2 separate regions of the Homo sapiens genome follow, and region 1 is linked to region 2. A link is a loop called in an ENCODE intact Hi-C map of the cell type or tissue named here. Cell type or tissue: dorsolateral prefrontal cortex. All regions are shown on one strand. Each heading gives the region's core, and the rest is flanking DNA. Links, peaks and the distances in the headings are about the cores only. Region 1 overlaps TTYH3 (tweety family member 3). Region 2 overlaps CHST12 (carbohydrate sulfotransferase 12).

Region 1 (8,317 bases), core at 253-8,252, 210 kb after region 2:
AGCCCTCCTGGGATGGGAGCCAGCCTGCCAGGTCTCCTCACTGCCGCCGGCCCCTGACACGTGCCAGGCCTGTGGGTCCTTTGGCCTCAGCACATGCCTCGCACATGTGGGTTTCTCTGTGAGCACACACATGCATTCTCTTGCACACACACGTGCACTCAAGACCTTCACACTCCTGCCTGGACGAGGGCACCCACGAGGTGCAGGCCAGCTGCAGAGCCAGGCACAGGACAGCGCCCCCTGCAGCCGCCTCTGTTCCTAAGTCCAAGACCCCCAGGAGCCCACAGTTGGGTCCCCCACGGGAGGGGGGGCTGCATTGCTCCAGCCTCCTGTGTGGCTTAAGGGGCCCTCCTTCCATGGCGTGAAGGGGCAGAGTAGCCCGGGGGATGTCCTCAGGCTGGGGCCTCCGTACTCCTGCATGCTGTGGCCTGGCTGTAGGTGGACCCGGCCCTGAGCCCGGAGGAGGCCTTGGCCCGGCCCTGGAGGGTGGCTGGTTTGTGTCCTTCAGGTCCTGGGTGCGTAAGGTGCAGGTAGGGCCTTGGAGCTGTGGCTCCTGGGGGTGGCAGAACTCTGCCTGGCCCAATGCCCAAATGCCGCTGGTGTGGGCATGGGAGGCTGTGTGTACGCCCCTCCTCAGAGGAGACATCCCCTGTCCTGAGCCTGGAGAGTTCGGGGGCTGCCCCTCCCTCAGCCTCAGCCAGACCTAGAGCGCAGGGGCCCCCAGCCAGCGGCCCCTCCTTAGCCCCTCCCTATAGGCTCTGTCAGGGCACCCTGTACTGTCCCATTCTGCCCCCAGGGCTGTTGGCTCAGCCAAGTGAGGACCACGCGGAAGGCGCCCCTGGCTGCGTGCGCCATGCAGGGGCCCTGCTGATGCCTCCCCCTTGTCTCCCTCCAGTACACCTCCAGCATGAGAGCCAAATACCTCGCCACGAGCCAGCCTCGCCCTGACTCCAGCGGCAGCCACTAGACCGCGCCCGGCAGCCACCCACCCCACGTGCCAACTTCCCCTCCCCGTGCCAGCACTGCCGCTTCCACCTGGGCCACCCACCGGACCCTCGCACGCCGTGCCAGGCCTGCCCCAGACGCGTCTGCAGGCCGCTTGCCCTCCTGTCCCCTCCCCGCAGGGGCACAGTGGAGACGCAGGGGCTCTGGGCCCGTACCGCCAACTCGGGTCACACCTGAACGCTGCTGCCAGCCGATGCCCCAGCCCTGCACGCCACCCACTATCCCGGCACGCTCCCTCTGCAGATGGTCGCCGCACCTACAAGCCCTGGCCGCACCCAACCTGTGTTGTTGCCGCCCGGCCCTTCCCTCCACAGCTCTCCTTCCTCCCGCCCGGCACTTCTGTGGACCCCTTCTTAGTTCACAGGCACGGCTGGGGCCGCTCTGTGCTGGCGCCTGCTGGCCACTGAGGGACAGGGACACGTGCCACCTGCTCATCTCTGCCCTGAGGTCACCCCGTGGTCCCTCCACGTGCCCATCTCTCTGCAGTGCCCTCCTCGCCTGTGCAGCCCGCCCACCCACAGGCTCACCCCTCCTGCCGGCTGCCAGAGGCCCCCTCCAGCAGGGCCTCTCTCCGTTGCCCCAGCTTCACTCTCTCCCTCAGCACCTGCCCTGCTGGAGGCCCCAGCCCTCCGTGGACAGCAGGGGCCACGTGGAGCCCGGGCCGCTCACCCGCCACCCAGTGCTGGCCGCCTTCTTGGTGCCAAACCCCCTTCCCCCACCCAGAGACTGGGCAGCTGTGTCTGGTTCGTTCTTTGCACTAACCACATTTGTCATCTCTAGGGCAGGCTGGGGCTGCGGGCTGAGGGGGACCGCTGGCACCCCCCTTCCCTCCCTTCTTGGTTCCATTTCCATCCATGACAGGTACAGCATCCCAGGAGCCCGGCCTGAGGGGCTGGACCCGAGCCGGCTGTGAACATCCCTCAGCCCCTGCTGTCCCCCCTTGGGACTAACCACTAACCTCACCCCCAAACTCCACGGGTGCCCCTAGCTGGCCCAGAGCCGGCAGTGTGAGCCCAAGTCCGGGCTGGAGCCGAGGCCGGAGCAGCTGTCTGGGAGTCAAGGCTGCAGTAGCGTTTCTTCATGGGGTGCTCCAGGGGGTGCCACAGACCGACAGGCAGCCCAAGGGCCTGGACACCCCTCCCCAGGCAGGTGCTGCCCCAGGAGGACTGTCCTCGGGAATGAACCTCCCGCGGGCTTTGGACTGAGGTCCCTGTGGCCTCGGTCTCCTCCCCATGAAGTGGGAGCGAGGCTCCCCAATGGTGCTTTTGGCTTTAGTGTACGATGTTTGCTGTGCTTCCCGCCGTGGAGGGCAGAGCCACCCCACATCAGGATCGGACGTGCTACCCCTCCCGGTCCCGGCCCTGGCCCAGCCAGCCCAGCCCTCGAGGCTCGATGCCTGTGCCAAGGCCAGGGGCAGCCAGAGGGCAGCTGGATGGCCACGTGCAGGGGTCAAGGCTGGGCCCTGCAGTGGGGCGGGCCGCCAGCCCCAGCAGTTTACAGACGCATGGCTCTTCCTCCCAGAGCAGCCGGCAGCTACCTGGACCGGAAATGTCCTCATCCCCTCCCTGGGGCCAGGCTCTGCCCTGGCCTTCCTCTGTGAACCCCTCCTTTCTTTGTGCTGGTGTCTGGGACCAAAAAGGGGGAATATGGGAGGGCAGAGTGGGGAGGGGAGTCCATGGGCCTGGGGCCCCAAGCCGGGGCGTCTGAGCTCCCCAGGCATGACCAAACCTCAGTGGAGGGGCCTCTGCTTCAGGCCCCGCCTGGCTGACATTCTGAGCCCCCCTCGGAGGCCCCGCCACAGCCAACCTGCCCAGTCTTTCCTCTGGGCTTGACCCGCCAGGGGAGTTCTCCAGGCCTAGGGCCAGGAGAGAGGCCCTGGCACCCTGGCGTGGGTGCCCGCCAAACGCCCTGCGACCGCTCAGAAGCACAAATGCTGTCCATGGCCGTGAGGCTGCCTGCCAGGTGAATGGACATAGCGTGAGAGGCGGTGAGGCCAGGGCTTCCAGCCTCGTGCTGTCTCGGGACTCCTGACCGTGGTGTGCGTGTGTGCCCGTCTGTGACTTTCTACTCACCAAGGTTGAAGAAAGGAAACGGGGAAAATCAAAAGGGGTTCAAACCCCACCTCAGTAGGTGGAGGGGAGCGCCTGCCATTGGTTGTATTTTTGTTCTGAGTTTTCGGTGCCGTGTTCCTAACTACTCCATCCCATGACCTCGCCACACCTACTGGGGCATCTGGCTGGTGCCTGCTGCCATGGCCAGCCCCCACTCTCACCCTGCACAGGGGGTCTTGCAGCCCCCAGGCCCACAGCCTCGTTGGGAGGACAGGGTGGCCCTGGGGACAAGAGGGAGGAGCCCAGGGGCTTACCTCACTGAGAGTGCTCCCCAGCAGGCATCCACTACCCCAGGGCCCCCCACATGTCATGGCAAGGTTGGTAGTGAATGGGCCTGGTTGGGAGCAGCCCCTGGCCCATTGCCCACCCACCCATCTCACTATGCAATTCGAGTTCCAAGCAACATTTGCTCCTGCCCTGGGGCCAGCTCTGCCCCAGCCCTGAGAGGGGTGGTGAGGCAGCCCCCTGGACCCCAGAACCCCAGACAAGGGGGCAGGCGGGGGACCAGGGCCTCTCCTGTGGGATCTTTGTTTTGTGTTTAACCATAATGGTTGTGTACTGAACCACTTCATATTTGTTATATATAATATATATATATATAATCTCCTTAAGACTCAGCCTCCTGGTTTACCCCCCCGGCCTGGGCATCTGACCTCCCCCACCCCAGTGTGATTTAACATCCAGGAACTGAGGCCTGAACCATTTTGCATTTCCCCCTCCTCCAGCCTCTGTAGGGCCATGGCTGTATGTACTGTCGCTGTGTTTTTTTGTTTTTTTAGAACTGGGTTTGGGGGCTGATTTTTATTTCTTTGGGGGCTTTTTTTCTTGGCAAATACTAAAAATCTCGTCAATGTAATTTCTGTGGTTTCTATTCAGCTTGGGTTTCATGTTTTAAAATAAATTTTAAAAAGCAAGCCTCTCTTCCTGAGCTGCTTTGGCTCCTGGCTGGGCGCTGGTAGGGAGTCCACGGCTCCAGGCAGGGGCATTGGGGGAACAGGGGGACACTGAGGGTGGGGCCGACCAGGTCAGCTCCGAGGGGTCGGCTGGGCGGGGCCTCTTGTGGTTGCGGGCGGGGCCTCTCGGGGTTGTGGGCGGGTCTTCAGGGGTGGGCGGGGCCTCGGAGTGACTGGGCGGGGCGCCGGGGACAGGCTCTCCAGGGATGGGGTGGGCGGGGCGCCGGGGAAGGCTTTCCAGGGTTGGGGTGGGCAGGGCTTCTGGAATGAGTGGACGAAGGCCTTGCAAAATGGGTGGCCGAGGCCGGGCGCGGTGGCTCACGCCTTTAATCCCAGCACTTTGGGAGGCCGAGGTGGGCGGATCACGAGGTCAGGAGATCGAGACCATCCTGGCTAACACAGTGAAACCCCATCTCTACTAAAAATACAAAAAATTAGCTGGGCGTGGTGGCGGGCGCCTGTAGTCCCAGCTACTCGGGAGGCTGAGGCAGGAGAATGGCGTGAACCCGGGAGGCGGAGCTTGCAGTGAGCTGAGATCACGCCGCTGCACTCCAGCCTGGGCGACAGAGCGAGACGCCATCTCAAAAAAAAACAAAAAAATGGGTGGGCGAGGCGCCGGGAACGAGATCTCGGGGCATGGAGTAGGAGGAGCCTCTCGGAGCGAGTGGGCGGGGCCACGCTCGCTGGGTGGGCGGCTTCTGGCGGGCTCAGGGCGTCGCTCAGGGCGTCGGTGTGCAAAGCAGCGATGGACCCGAGGGTCTGGAGCTGGGAGTGCTGATCCGATCGACGTAGTGAAAGCCTCACTTTGCTGTCTGGACAAGTACTGCCAGGGGCCCGCGGGGACCGGGATCGCTGTGCAGAGGCCCCACTGGCCCTCAGGAGAGGTGAGGGTGCCTGGCCAGGAGCAGGGATGATGGAGGCGTCGAGTGGCCGGGTTGGAGCAATGATGGGTTCCGGGCCGAGCTCTTCCTGAGCCCCCAGTGGCCATCACTCCCCGTCCTTCCAGAAGCAGCATGGAGGCGGGTTCCCGTGCTCCCCGGCCTGGGGGTCCTCTGGCGCCCTTCCTGGAGGCCCGCACAGGGCCCACGTGTTTCAAGGACCCTCCCCACCCCAAGCTCCTGCTAAGAAGCAGGCTTGGGAAGGCACATAACCCTGTAATAACACACTCACCCCACAGGGAGATGTTAGGACCTCCGAAGTTGGGGGAGGCCCCCTTTTGACCAGCAGAGCACAGGCTTGGAGCACAGGTGGTGAGGGAGCCACCAGGCCCAGCAGAGGATGCGGGGGCTCTCTGTGGCTCCCAGCTCTCAGGGCACCTGTGGGCACCTGTGTATGTGGGCGGGGGGGGGGGGGGTTGGGTCCGCTGGGCAGGGCCCCTTCCTCCTGCCACCAGCAGCTTTGCCCAGTGTGCTTGGATTTGACCGTGGCTGCTCCAGGATGGGACCCAGGACGGGCTGGCTCTGAAGGAAGGCTGCCAAGCTCCCCAGAGTGGGGACGCCAGAGCTCTGAGGCTTCTGGGAGTCATGTGATAAGGGACATCTGGGGCTAGGAGCCCATAAGGTCAGAACCCCAGCCTTGGAGCAAGAGCCAGTAGCCACAAGGGAAAGACCCTGGGCATGTCCTTCCCCTTTCAGATCTCAGTCCCTGTCTCTATATCAGGAAAGGTGGAAAACAACATCCTGGTTCCTAACAGGGCAGGGGAGGGAGGGTTCGGGCGGTGGGAGGGTGGGGAGTGGGGCTCATACCACTCATCCACGTACCGGGCCGGTATTTCTAAGTCCAGCCAGTGTTCTGGGCACTGGAGTGCGCCCAGCGAACCAAAGGACAAAGGGCTCTGCCCTCAAAGAGCTGATGCTCCGGTGGAGAGAAACGACAAAATTAACCAGCAGATGACAGACCACGTGAGAACGTGCTGCAGGAAAAAGATCGCGGTGGAGGGATCGGGAGGGCAGGGACAGGGGTGTTGGCCAGGTGCAATTTCCAACAGTCAGGAAATTCTCCCTGGAAAACTGGCAGCCAAGAGAGACTGCTGGAGGCCAGGAAGTGCATGAGGTCCCAAGTGTTGCTATTGCAAAGCACAGCAAGCTCCGTGGGCTTAAGACAACACACCGTCCTACTGTTCTGTGGGCCAGAAGTCTCCATGTGCTAAAGCCAAGGTGTTGGCAGGGCTGGTTTCTTCTGGAGGCTCTGTGGGGAGAGAATCCAGGCGAGAGTCCATTTCCTTGCCCTTTCCAGCTTCTAGAGGCACCCACATTCCTTGGCTGGTGGCCCCTTCCTCCACCTTCAAAGCCAGCAGCAGAGAGTACCATGTCGTCTCTGGCTCTGACCCCGACCCCCCTGCCTGTGATTACACTTGGCCCACGTGGGTAAGTTCCAATCATCTTTCCATCTCAGGATCCACAATTAACTCTTGTTTCCAAAGTCCCTTGGCTTTGCCACGCTAAGTCTGGGGGTGAGGACATGGACAGCTTTGGGAGCCATTATCCTGCCTACCATGGGAAGTCAGGTTTAGTTTTGAGGCTATCTGAGGAAAGCAGGTTCCAGAAGAGAGAACAGCCAGTGCGAATGCCCGGAGGCAGATGCATGCCTGGTGTGTTCAAGCCAGGAGGTGAGGCTGGCCGGAGTGGAGGGAGCTAGGACGAGAGTGGGTGGCTGGAGGTGGGAGAGACTTTGACATTGAACCAGAGGGAGGTGGGAGCCATGAAGGGTCTATGAGCAGAGTGGCATGACCTAACTTTTTTTTTTTTTCTGAGATGGAGTCTCACTGCGATGCCCAGGCTGGCGTGCAATAGTACGATCTCACTGCAACCTTTGCCTCCCGGGTTCAAGCCATTCTCCTGCCTCAGCCTCCCAAGAAGCTGGGATTACAGGCACCCGCCACCACACCTGACTAATTTTTGTATTTTCATTAGAGACGGGCTTTCACCATATTGGCCAGGCTGGTCTCAAACTCCTGACCTCAAGTGATCCGCCCGCCTCGGTCTCCCAAAGTGCTGGGATTACAGGCATGCGCCACTACACCCGGCCCCTAACATTCATTTTAATAGGATTGCCCTGGCTGCTGCACTGGGAAGGGGACAGAGCAAAAGTGGGTGACCAATTAGCAGACTGCTGCAGGGGGGCAGGCGAGAGCTGACGGTGGCCGGGCTGGGTGCAGGGAGTGATAAGAGATTGGGTTCTGGAGGGTAACACCAGCAGCATTTCCTGGCAGACTGGGCATGGGTGTGGGACTTTGATCGAGCAACTGGCTAGGGGGAGGGGGGTAGGGTATTGTCATAAACTGAGATGGGGAGGGCACATGATTGGGTCAGGGGAGGTCAGAGGTCCAGTTTGGGGCACCTTGAGCATATTAGCCATCAAGGGGTGTGGGACGGTGGTGGGATGTACAGTCTCTGGGGTTTGGGGGGAGCACTGGACTGGAGATGCTTTGGCAATTGGGGTCTTTGGCATGGATACAGTGTTTAAAGCCACCAGCCTGGGTGAGATTGCCAAGTGGGTGGGTGTCAAAGAGGAGACAGAGGACCAAAGACTGGATCTGGGCACCCCCCCTGCCCACCTGGTGTTCAGAGTCTGGGAAAAGAGGGAGCTGCAAAGGAAGAGGGGAAGGGGTGAGCTGGAAGGAAGCCCAGGAGAGTGGGTGTCCTGGAAGACACATGAAGACAGCATGTCATGGAGGGATGGAGGACCACGTCAAACGCTGCTGACGGTCAAGCTCAGCGAGGACTAGAATGTAGCCTGCACGTCTGGTGACCATGAGTCACCTGGGGCACAAGACAGGTCTGGTGAAGCCCTCCAGCTGGTCCAGGACAGCATGGGAGAGGAGGAATAGGCACAGCAGCAAGTCTTTTTTTTTTTTTTTTTTCCCCCTGGCTCTGTTGCCCAGGCTGAGTGCAATGGTGCAATCTCAGCTCACTGCAACCTCTGCCTCCCGGGTTCAACTGATTCTCCTGCCTCAGCCTCCCGAGTAGCTGGGATTACAGGTGCCCACCACCATGCCTGGCTAACTTTTGTATTTTAGTAGAGATGGGGGTCTCACCATGTTGGCCAGGCTGGTCTCCAACTCCTGACCTCAAGTGATCCACCCGCCTCAGTCTCCCAGAGTGCTGGGATTACAGGCGTGAGCCACCACACCAGCACTCTCCCAGCACTTTGGGAGGCCAGCATGTGCCTGTAATCCCAGCACTTTGGGAGGATCGTTTGGGCCCAGGAGTTCAACACCAGCCTGAACATAGCAAGACCTCATCTTTA
Region 2 (8,317 bases), core at 196-8,195:
GCTGGGACTATAGGCACACACCACCATGCCCGGCTAATTTTTCTCTTTTTAGTAGAGACAGGATTTCGCCATGTGGGTCGGGCTGGTCTCGAACTCCTGGTCTCAAGTGATCCGCCCTCCTCGGCCTTCCAAAATGCTAGGATTACAGGCATGAGCCGCCGTGCCTGGCCACAAACATATTTTAAATTTGAACAATAAAGGAACTGGACCAGGAAGTGTGGAGTTGGGGAGACCCTGCTCTCGCCAGGTGCCTTCCCGGCAGGTTGTCTCTGCCTCCCCTTGCACCCCTTGAATGGCGGGCTCCCTCTCCCATAGCCCCTGCCAGGCTGGATAACCAACTTCATTCTTATACCCGTCCGAATCTGCCCCCTGTTAATGGCACCCACCAGTCCTTGTCCAAACCTCGAAGCTCAGGACCTCACAGAGCACCACGTCCTCTTCTGTGTCATATGCAGCTGGATCTCAGTAAATGGCAATGTCTTCTCTACCCGGGACTGAACAAAACCCATTCCTCCTATGAAAGCCGATAAGACCTGGGGGCAGAGCAGCCCGCCTTCTGTCCCCGCGGCTTTAGGGGACACCGGCCACCCACCCTCAGCTTCTTCCCCCACTTCTTGGAGAATGTCTGCGATGTGGGTGAAGACTGGCAGAGAAAAGCTGGTGTAACCTTCTGCAGGGGTTTCGAGCAATTCTGAATCTCAGCTGGTGAGGAGGCCAAAACCTGCTCTGCCTAGCAGACTGGTCATGTCTCCCTTTCCCTTCCCTTCCCTTTCCCTTCCCTTCCCTTTCCTTGTCCTTCCTTTTTCCTTCCCTTTTCCTTTCCTTTCTTTTTCTTTCAGAGTTTCGCTCTTGTTGCCCATGCTGGAGTGCAGTGGTGTGATCATAGCTCACTGCAGCCTTGAACTCCTAGGCTCATTTCTATTTATTTATTTATTTAGAGATGGAGTCTCGCTCTGTCGCCCAGGCTGGAGTGCAGTGGCACGATCTCTGCTCATTGCAGCCTCTGCCTCCCGATTCAAGTGATTCTCCTGTCTCAGCCTCCCGAGTAGCTGGGATTACAGGCGTCTGCCACCACGCCGGGCTAAATTTTTGTATTTTTAGTAGAGTCAGGGTTTCACCATGTTGGCCAGGCTGGTCTCGAACTCCTGACCTCAGGTGATCCACCCTTCTTGGCCTCCCAAAGTGCTGGAACTACAGGCATGAGCCACTGCACCCAGCCTTCTTTTTAAATATACATTTTTTGAGACAGGGCCTTGCTCTGTGGCCCAGGGCTGGGGTGCAGTGGCATGATCATGGCTCACTGTAGTCTCCACCTCCCAGGCTCAAGCCATCCTCCTACCTCAACCTCCTGAGTAGCTGAGACCACAGGTGCCTGCCACTATGCCTGGCTAAATTTATATTTTGTGGAGACAGGGTCTTGCTGTGTTGCCCAGGCTTGTCTCAAACTCCTGGGCTCAAGCAATCCCCCTGCCTTGACCTCCCAAAGTGCTGGGATTACAGGCCTGAGCTGCCGTGCCTGGCCTGGTCACATCTTGAATGGAATCGGGCTCCGTATTGTCCAGATACCTCCCATATTAAAAAAGAACTGGGGCCGGCAGCAGTCACACTTCCCAGCCCTTCCCTGAGCTTGGGTCTGGTGGGAGTGTGGAGACAGCAACAGGGTCCCTGTGTGTGCAGTCTGGCTGCAAGACTCAGGGGTGTGCGTGTGTGCACCTGTGTGTGCACCTGTGTGTGCACGGGTGCAAGGGCATCTGTGTGTCGTTTTCTTACAGGAAGGCGTGGGCCAATGACCAGCTGGAAGTGCAGGTTCATGTGTCCTCAGACAGTGGCTGGTGCCTCACGCTGGCTTCTGGCTGTGACCAGGGTAGCAGAGAGAGCAAAGAGGTCCTTTCCTCAGGTGGGTGGAGTGGGGCTTGAGCACAGTCCACATGCAGAGATGAGTGTGGACTCGGAAGACCCTGACCCCCTTGTATCAGTGTGTAGGGGAGGTCTCAAGGTCATTGCCCTACAGAAACCAGGCTGGGTGCGGTGGCTCACACCTGTCATCCCAGCACTTTGGGAGGCTGAGGCGGGTGGATCACCTGCGGTCAGGAGTTCGAGACCAGCCTGGCCAACAAGGTGAAACCCCGTCTCTACTAAAAATACAAAAATAAGCTGGGTGTGGTGGCACATGCCCGTAATCCCAGCTACTCAAGAGGCTGAGGCAGGAAAATCGCTTGAACCCGAGAGTTGGAGGTTGCCGTGAGCCGAGATTGCGCCATTGCACTCCAGCCTGGGCGACAGAGTGAGACGCCATCTGGAAAAAAAAAAAAAAGCGTAAAGAATTCCCTCCCTGGGGCCGAGGTGGCAGCTCTCCACACCTTCCCACAAGGGTGCCAGCTGAGGAGGGACAGTGGAAGGGGCCCCTGCAGGGCTGGGGGATGCCTCTGAGCGTTCCAGGCAGGCAGGCACAGGCAGGAGCTCCTGGAGCTGTAGCCTCCTCACCCAAGGCTTCCAGCTCCTTCCTGTGTGGGGTCTCAGACACGCGACCCACCCGGACGTCCGTGACAGTGTAGCTTCTTCATCTCCGGCATGACCCGAATTTCCTCGGGGCCCCCCACTCCCTGGGGAACAGGAAGAAAATACCCATTTCACCCTCACTGATATACACAGCACACAGGCACCTACGTACACACTTGCACACATCCAGTGTCTCAGCCCGTGGCTGCTTCCGCCCCACTGCCCGTCTTTGTAGCAGGACACAGGTGCACGCCTGGGGCCCAGGGCTCTCATCCAAGCTGGTATGTCCCACCGCCCCCCACCCTCTCCCAGGCACCCAGCATTTTGAGCCCAGAATCATGGGAAACTCCCGTCAGGTCCACACGGTGCTGAGCCCAAGCCTGCAGGGCTTGGGGGAGGTGGGCTGCTCTCAGCTTCCCCCAGCCTGGCCTGGCATCTCCTGGACCCCCGCAGGGGTGGCAGCTCAGCCCCTTGTGGGTTTTTTCTTTGGGGGGACAGACTCTCGCCCTGTCACCCAGGCTGAGGTGCAGTGGCACGATCTCGGCTCACTGCAACATCCACCTCCCGGGTTCAAGCGATTCTCCTGCCTCAGTCTCTTGAGTAGCTGGGATTACAGGCGCCTGCCACCATGCCCAGCTGTTTTGTATTTTTAGTAGAGATGGGGTTTCGCCATGTTGGCCAGGCTGGTATCGAACTCCTGATCTCAGGTGATCTGCCTGCCTCAGCCTCCCAAAGTGGTAGGATTGCAGGTGTGAGCCACTGCGCCTGGCCCTGTTCCAGGATCTTGGCTCTCTGTCCCGGGCAGGGTGCTTCCGGGCCTCTTTGATTCTGGCCACAATGCTGAGCCTGTCCCGCAGCCCTGGGAGTGGCCCCCAGACCTTCCACTGCCCCAGGAATGGCTGACGCAACTATTCCCCCCAACCAGTGAGACCTGTGCCTGCCCGAGGAAGGTGTGAGCCGGGCCATTTAGAGGAGCTCCCTCGGGTGGATCCACCTCTGAGTCCTGGGCCTGCAGCCTGGCACAGGGCTCCTGGAGGGGCTGCATGGAGCTGGGCAGGCCGGGCCCTGGGCATCTTCCACCAGGGGGCAGCCACGGCTCAGGAACGCGACCTGCGGCGCACCCTTGGCTAAACGCGGCTGCACGCAGGGCATGGGGTGGCCGGCCAAAGCGCATGTGAACCTGGTAATGCAATGTCCCCCGTGGGTCCGAAAGCCCTGAGGCCACCCGAGTGAGCATCCCTCCAGCCCTGAGGCCACCCTCCCGGGCCTCTGAGACACGGTCCCTGTGTGGGTGGCTGTACAGTCCCGGTTCTGGACAGGCCGTGGGGGGCACAGGAAGTGGCTGCTCAGCCCCCTGGGCGGCTGGACCAGGAGGGCACTGGGTGATCTGGGGGCACCGTGGCAGGGCTGGGCCTGGTCACCCAGGCTCTGACGCCCTCGTGATTCCTGTCTGCTGGGCCCCACAGCGCCCTCAGCACCATGCTGGCCATGCTGGCCAGAGCTGTCTTCCTCCCACCAAACACTGTCCGTGAGGGCGACCTGTTTCCAGTTTGAACCAAGTTCACACTGACTCCACCACTCACTTGCTGTTGGGTCACTGCTCTGGGCCCCTCTGGGGGACTCAAGGAGCTGAGTGGCTCCGACTCCCCAGGCCTGAAGCCCCAAGACGCGCTGCCAGGACCACGCTGGCTGAGGCCACTCTTTGAGCCCCTCCCCCACAGGTGGCCGAGCACACACAGTCCAGTGGGCTGAGGTGGCCCCAAGGGCAGGAACGTGGCATCTCTTCCCACCAGTCAGTGGCTCTGGGGGCACAAGGACTTGTCGGGGGAAGGAGGCAGCAACCGCAGGTCAGAAGCTGGAAGCAGCGGCCACTCAGCAAATGACACAGCTGAGCCGGAAAACCCAGTCCCAGGGCTGTGAAGAGCTGGGGCCGGCCTCACGGGGGCTCCCCAGTTTCCCCTGCCCGGCCCTGGGCCGGCCTCACGGGGGCTCCCCAGTTTCCCCTGCCCGGCCCTGCCCTGCCCTGCCCTGCCCTGCCCTGCCCTGCCCTGCCCTGCCCTCCCCTCCCCTCCCCTCCCCTCCCCTCCCCTCCCCTCCCCTCCCCTCTCCTCCCCTCCCCTTTCCTTCCTTTTTCTTTCCTTCTTTCTTTTCCTTCTTCTTTCCTTCCTTCCTCCCTCCCTTCCCTCCCTCCCTTCCCCCCTTCTTCCTTCCTTCCTTTCTCTCCCCCTCCCCACTCCCTCCCTCCCCTCCCCCATCCCCTCCCTCTCCCCTCCCCTCCTCGTCCCTTTGTCAGGGTCTTGCTCTGTTGCCCAGGCTGGAGTGTAGTGATGCAGTGAGCTGTGATCGCACCACTGCAGCCTAGAACCTCCCGGGCTCAAGGGATCCTCCTGCTGCAGCCTCCTGAGTAGCTAGGACTATAGGCATGCGCTACCAGGCCTGACTTTTTTTTTTTTTTTTTTTTTGTAGAAATGGGGTTTTACTGTGTTGTCCAGGCTGGTCTTAGGGTTGAATTCCTCCTGCCTCAGCCTCCCAAAGTGCTGGGATTACAGGCATGAGCCGCCACACCTGGCCGGGATTGTGCTGAATATGTAGATCAATTCGAGGAGCACTGCCCATCCATCCTTGAACATGGGCCCCGTCTCCATTTACTTAAGCCTCTTTTAATTTGTCTCAACAATATTTTGTCTTTTTCAGCATATAAGCCTTGCACTTTTTTTGTTACATTTATTCCTAAGTATTTTGTTATTCTTTATGCTATTGTGAATGAAATTGTTCTCTTATTTCTATTTTCAGAATGTTTGTTGCCAGTATATATAAAATAAAACACTATTTATTTATTTATTTATTTATCTATTTATTTATTTAGAGACGGAGTTTCATTCTTGTTGTCCAGGCTGGAGTGCAGTAGCACAATCTTGCCTCACTGCCACCTCCGCCTCCTGGGTTCAAGCGATTCTCCTATCTCAGCCTCCCGAGTAGCTGGGATTACAGGTGCCCACCACCACGCCCGGCTAATTTTTGTATGTTTAGTAGAGATGAGTTTCACCATGTTGGTCAGGCTGGTCTCAAACTCCTGACCTCAGGTGACTGGCCTGTCTCGGCCTCCCAAAGTGCTGGGATTACAGGTGTGAGCCACCAGGCCCAGCCTACAATTTGTTTTTATACATTCATCTTATATCCTGCCACCTTACTAAGCTTTATTAGTTCTAATAGCTTTGGGGTTGATTTCTTAGGATATACAGGACCATCATCTGTGCATAAAGATAGTTTTACTTTTTCCTTTCCAATCTGGATGCTTTTAATGTCTTTGTTTTGTCTTATTTCATTTTTGTTTTTCCTTATCACACTGAGTAGAGCCTGCAGTATAATGCTGAATAACAGTAGCGCATCAGATGTCCCACTCGCTTTGTCCCCCTGTTAGAGGGAAAATATTCTGGGATTTACTGTTATATACTTTAGCTGGGCCAGGCACAGTGGCTCACGCCTGCAATCCCAACACTTTGGGAGGTCAAGGCAGGAGGATTGCTTGAGCCTAGGAGTTTGAGACCAGCCTGGGCAACACAGCAAGATCCCATAAAAAATGCAAACAAAATTTAAGTTAGCTGAGTGTGGTGGTGTGCACCTGTAGTCCCAGCTACTTGAAAAGCTGAGACAGGAGGGTCCCTTGAGCCCAGGAGGTCAAGGCTGCAATGAACTATGATTGTGCCACTGTGCTTCAGCCTGGGCAACAGAGTAAGACTCTGTCTTCAGAAATGTATATATATTAAATACAAAAATTTTAATATATTGTATATATTTTATATAATATAAAATATTTTCATATATAATACTTTATATATAATATACATATTAGCTGTACATTTTTCATAGATGCCTTTATCAGCCTGAGGAAATTCCCTTCTATTTCTAGTTTATTGTGCGTATCTATCTTAAATGGGTTAGATTTTCTCAAGTGCTTTTCCTGTAGCTATTGAGATGGTCATGTGGTTTTTGTCTTTTATTTCATCAATGTGATGTATTACAGAAATTGCTTGTTGAGGGCTGGGCGCAGTGGCTCACGCCTGTAATCCCAGCACTTTGGGAGGCCGAGGTGGGTGCATCACAAGGTCAGGAGATCGAAAGACCATCCTGGCTAACACGGTGAAACCCTGTCTCTACTAAAAATAAAAAAGAAAAATTAGCCAGGCTTGGTGGCAGGCATCTGTAATCCCAGCTACTCGGGAGGCTGAGGCAGGAGAATTACTTGAACCCGGCAGGCAGAGCTTGCAGTGAGTTGAGATTGCGCCACTGCACTCCAGCCTGGGAAACAGGCAACCCCATCTCTCAAAAAAAAAAAAAAAAAAAGAAAGAAAGAAATTGATTGTTGAATATTAAACCAACTTTGCATTCCTGGAGTAAATCCCAGTTGGTCCTCGTGTGTGATCTTTTTTTTTTTTTTGAGACGGAGTCTCGCTCTCTCACCCAGGCTGGAGTGCAGTGGCGCGATCTCGGCTCACTGCAAGCTCCGCCTCCCGGGTTCACACCATTCTTCTGCCTCAGCCTCCCCAGTAGCTGGGATTACAGGCGCCAGCCACCACACCCGGCTAATTTTTGTATTTTTAGTAGAGACTGGGTTTCATCGTGTTAGCCAGGATGGTCTCGATCTCCTGACCTCGTGATCCGCCCACCTTGGCCTCCCAAAGTGCTGGGATTACAGGCGTGAGCCACCGCGCCCGGCCGTGTGATCATCTGTATATGCTGCTGATTCGGTTTGTAATCTTTTGTTAAAGATTTTTGTGTCTATGTTCATGAGGCTAGTCCTCTGTACTTTTCTTGTTGCATCATTTTCTGACCTTGGTGGAAGGATAGTACCGGCTTCACAGAGTGAGGTAGGAAACGCTTCCTCCTCTTTTATTCTACGAAAGATTTGGCATTATTTCTCTTTCAGTACTTGGTAGAATTTACCAGTGAATCTATCTGGGTTGAACTTTCATTTGTGAGAAGATTTTTTTTTTTTTTGATATGGAGTTTTGCTCTGTCGCCCAGGCTAGAGTGCAGTGGCGCAATCTTGGCTCACTGTACCTCCACCTCCTGAGTTCAAGCGATTCTCCTGCCTCAGCCTCCCGAGTAGCTGGGACCACAGGCGCCCGCCACCACGCCCGGCTAATTTTTTGTAGTTTTAGTAGAGACGAGGTTTCACCGTCCTAGCCAGGATGGTCTCCATCTCCTGACCTTGTGATCCGCCCGCCTCGGCCTCCCAAAATGCTGAGATTACAGGCATGAGCCACCGCGCCCGGCCGAGAAGATTTTAAATGACTAGTTCAATGTCTTTCGTTGTTACAGATCTTTTCCAATTTTTGGTTTCTTCTTAAGTCACTTTTTAAAGTTTGTGCCTTTATAGGAATTCATCCATTTCATCTAAGTATTTTACTTTGTTGGTATAAAGCATTCATAATATTCTCTAAGAAGCCTTTTAGTTTCTGCAGGGTCCGTGACATACGCTCTTTAATTCCTGAATTTGATCATTTGTATGTTCTCTCTCTCTCTTTTTTTTATTACTTTTTTTTTGAGATGGAGTCTAGTTTTAGATCTCTTTGTATTTATCCTACTTTGAGTTGACTGAGCTTCTTCAATTTGTAGATGAATGTTGTTTTAATCAAATTTGGGAAATGTCTGGCCATTTTTGTCTTCAAATACTTTTTCTGCCCCTTTTTCTCTCCTGGGACTGCCATTACATGCATGTTGGCACAGTTCATATTGTCTCACAAGTCTCTGAGGCCCTTTTCATTTTTCTTCAAATTTTTTTTCTCCGTTCTTCAGATTGGATAATTTTTTTTTT

The links. A loop is a pair of places that touch in the nucleus more often than their neighbours do. Peaks named below come from ENCODE experiments on the same cell type or tissue, not always from the same donor. Only the 100,000 strongest peaks of a DNase experiment are listed, where the experiment ranks them.
Region 1: a loop joins it to region 2, with 2.5 times the contacts of the local background. A loop is called at or near these places in 2 of 110 quality-filtered maps.

Annotation. Positions count from the first base shown.
Region 1 is chr7:2,660,773-2,669,089 of GRCh38, forward strand. TTYH3 (tweety family member 3) reads left to right here. Exons shown (of 14, transcript NM_025250.3): 14 at 896-4,030. The coding sequence ends at 967. Among named protein-coding and RNA genes, the nearest start is that of AMZ1, 23 kb to the right of the region's middle. RefSeq lists enhancers at 190-259, 340-439, 4,103-4,397. In dorsolateral prefrontal cortex, for the core only: no CTCF peak of the experiment used is centred there; no DNase peak of the experiment used is centred there.
Region 2 is chr7:2,447,998-2,456,314 of GRCh38, forward strand. It overlaps CHST12 (carbohydrate sulfotransferase 12), which reads left to right. Exons shown (of 2, transcript NM_018641.5): 2 at 1-487. Among named protein-coding and RNA genes, the nearest start is that of GRIFIN, 24 kb to the right of the region's middle. RefSeq lists silencers at 466-649, 4,477-4,556 and enhancers at 3,239-3,894, 3,895-4,548. In dorsolateral prefrontal cortex, for the core only: CTCF peaks have their summits at 3,585 (motif pointing right) and 3,796; DNase peaks (open chromatin) are centred at 3,604, 3,998 and 4,264; H3K4me3 peaks cover 1,095 bases; H3K27ac peaks cover 626 bases.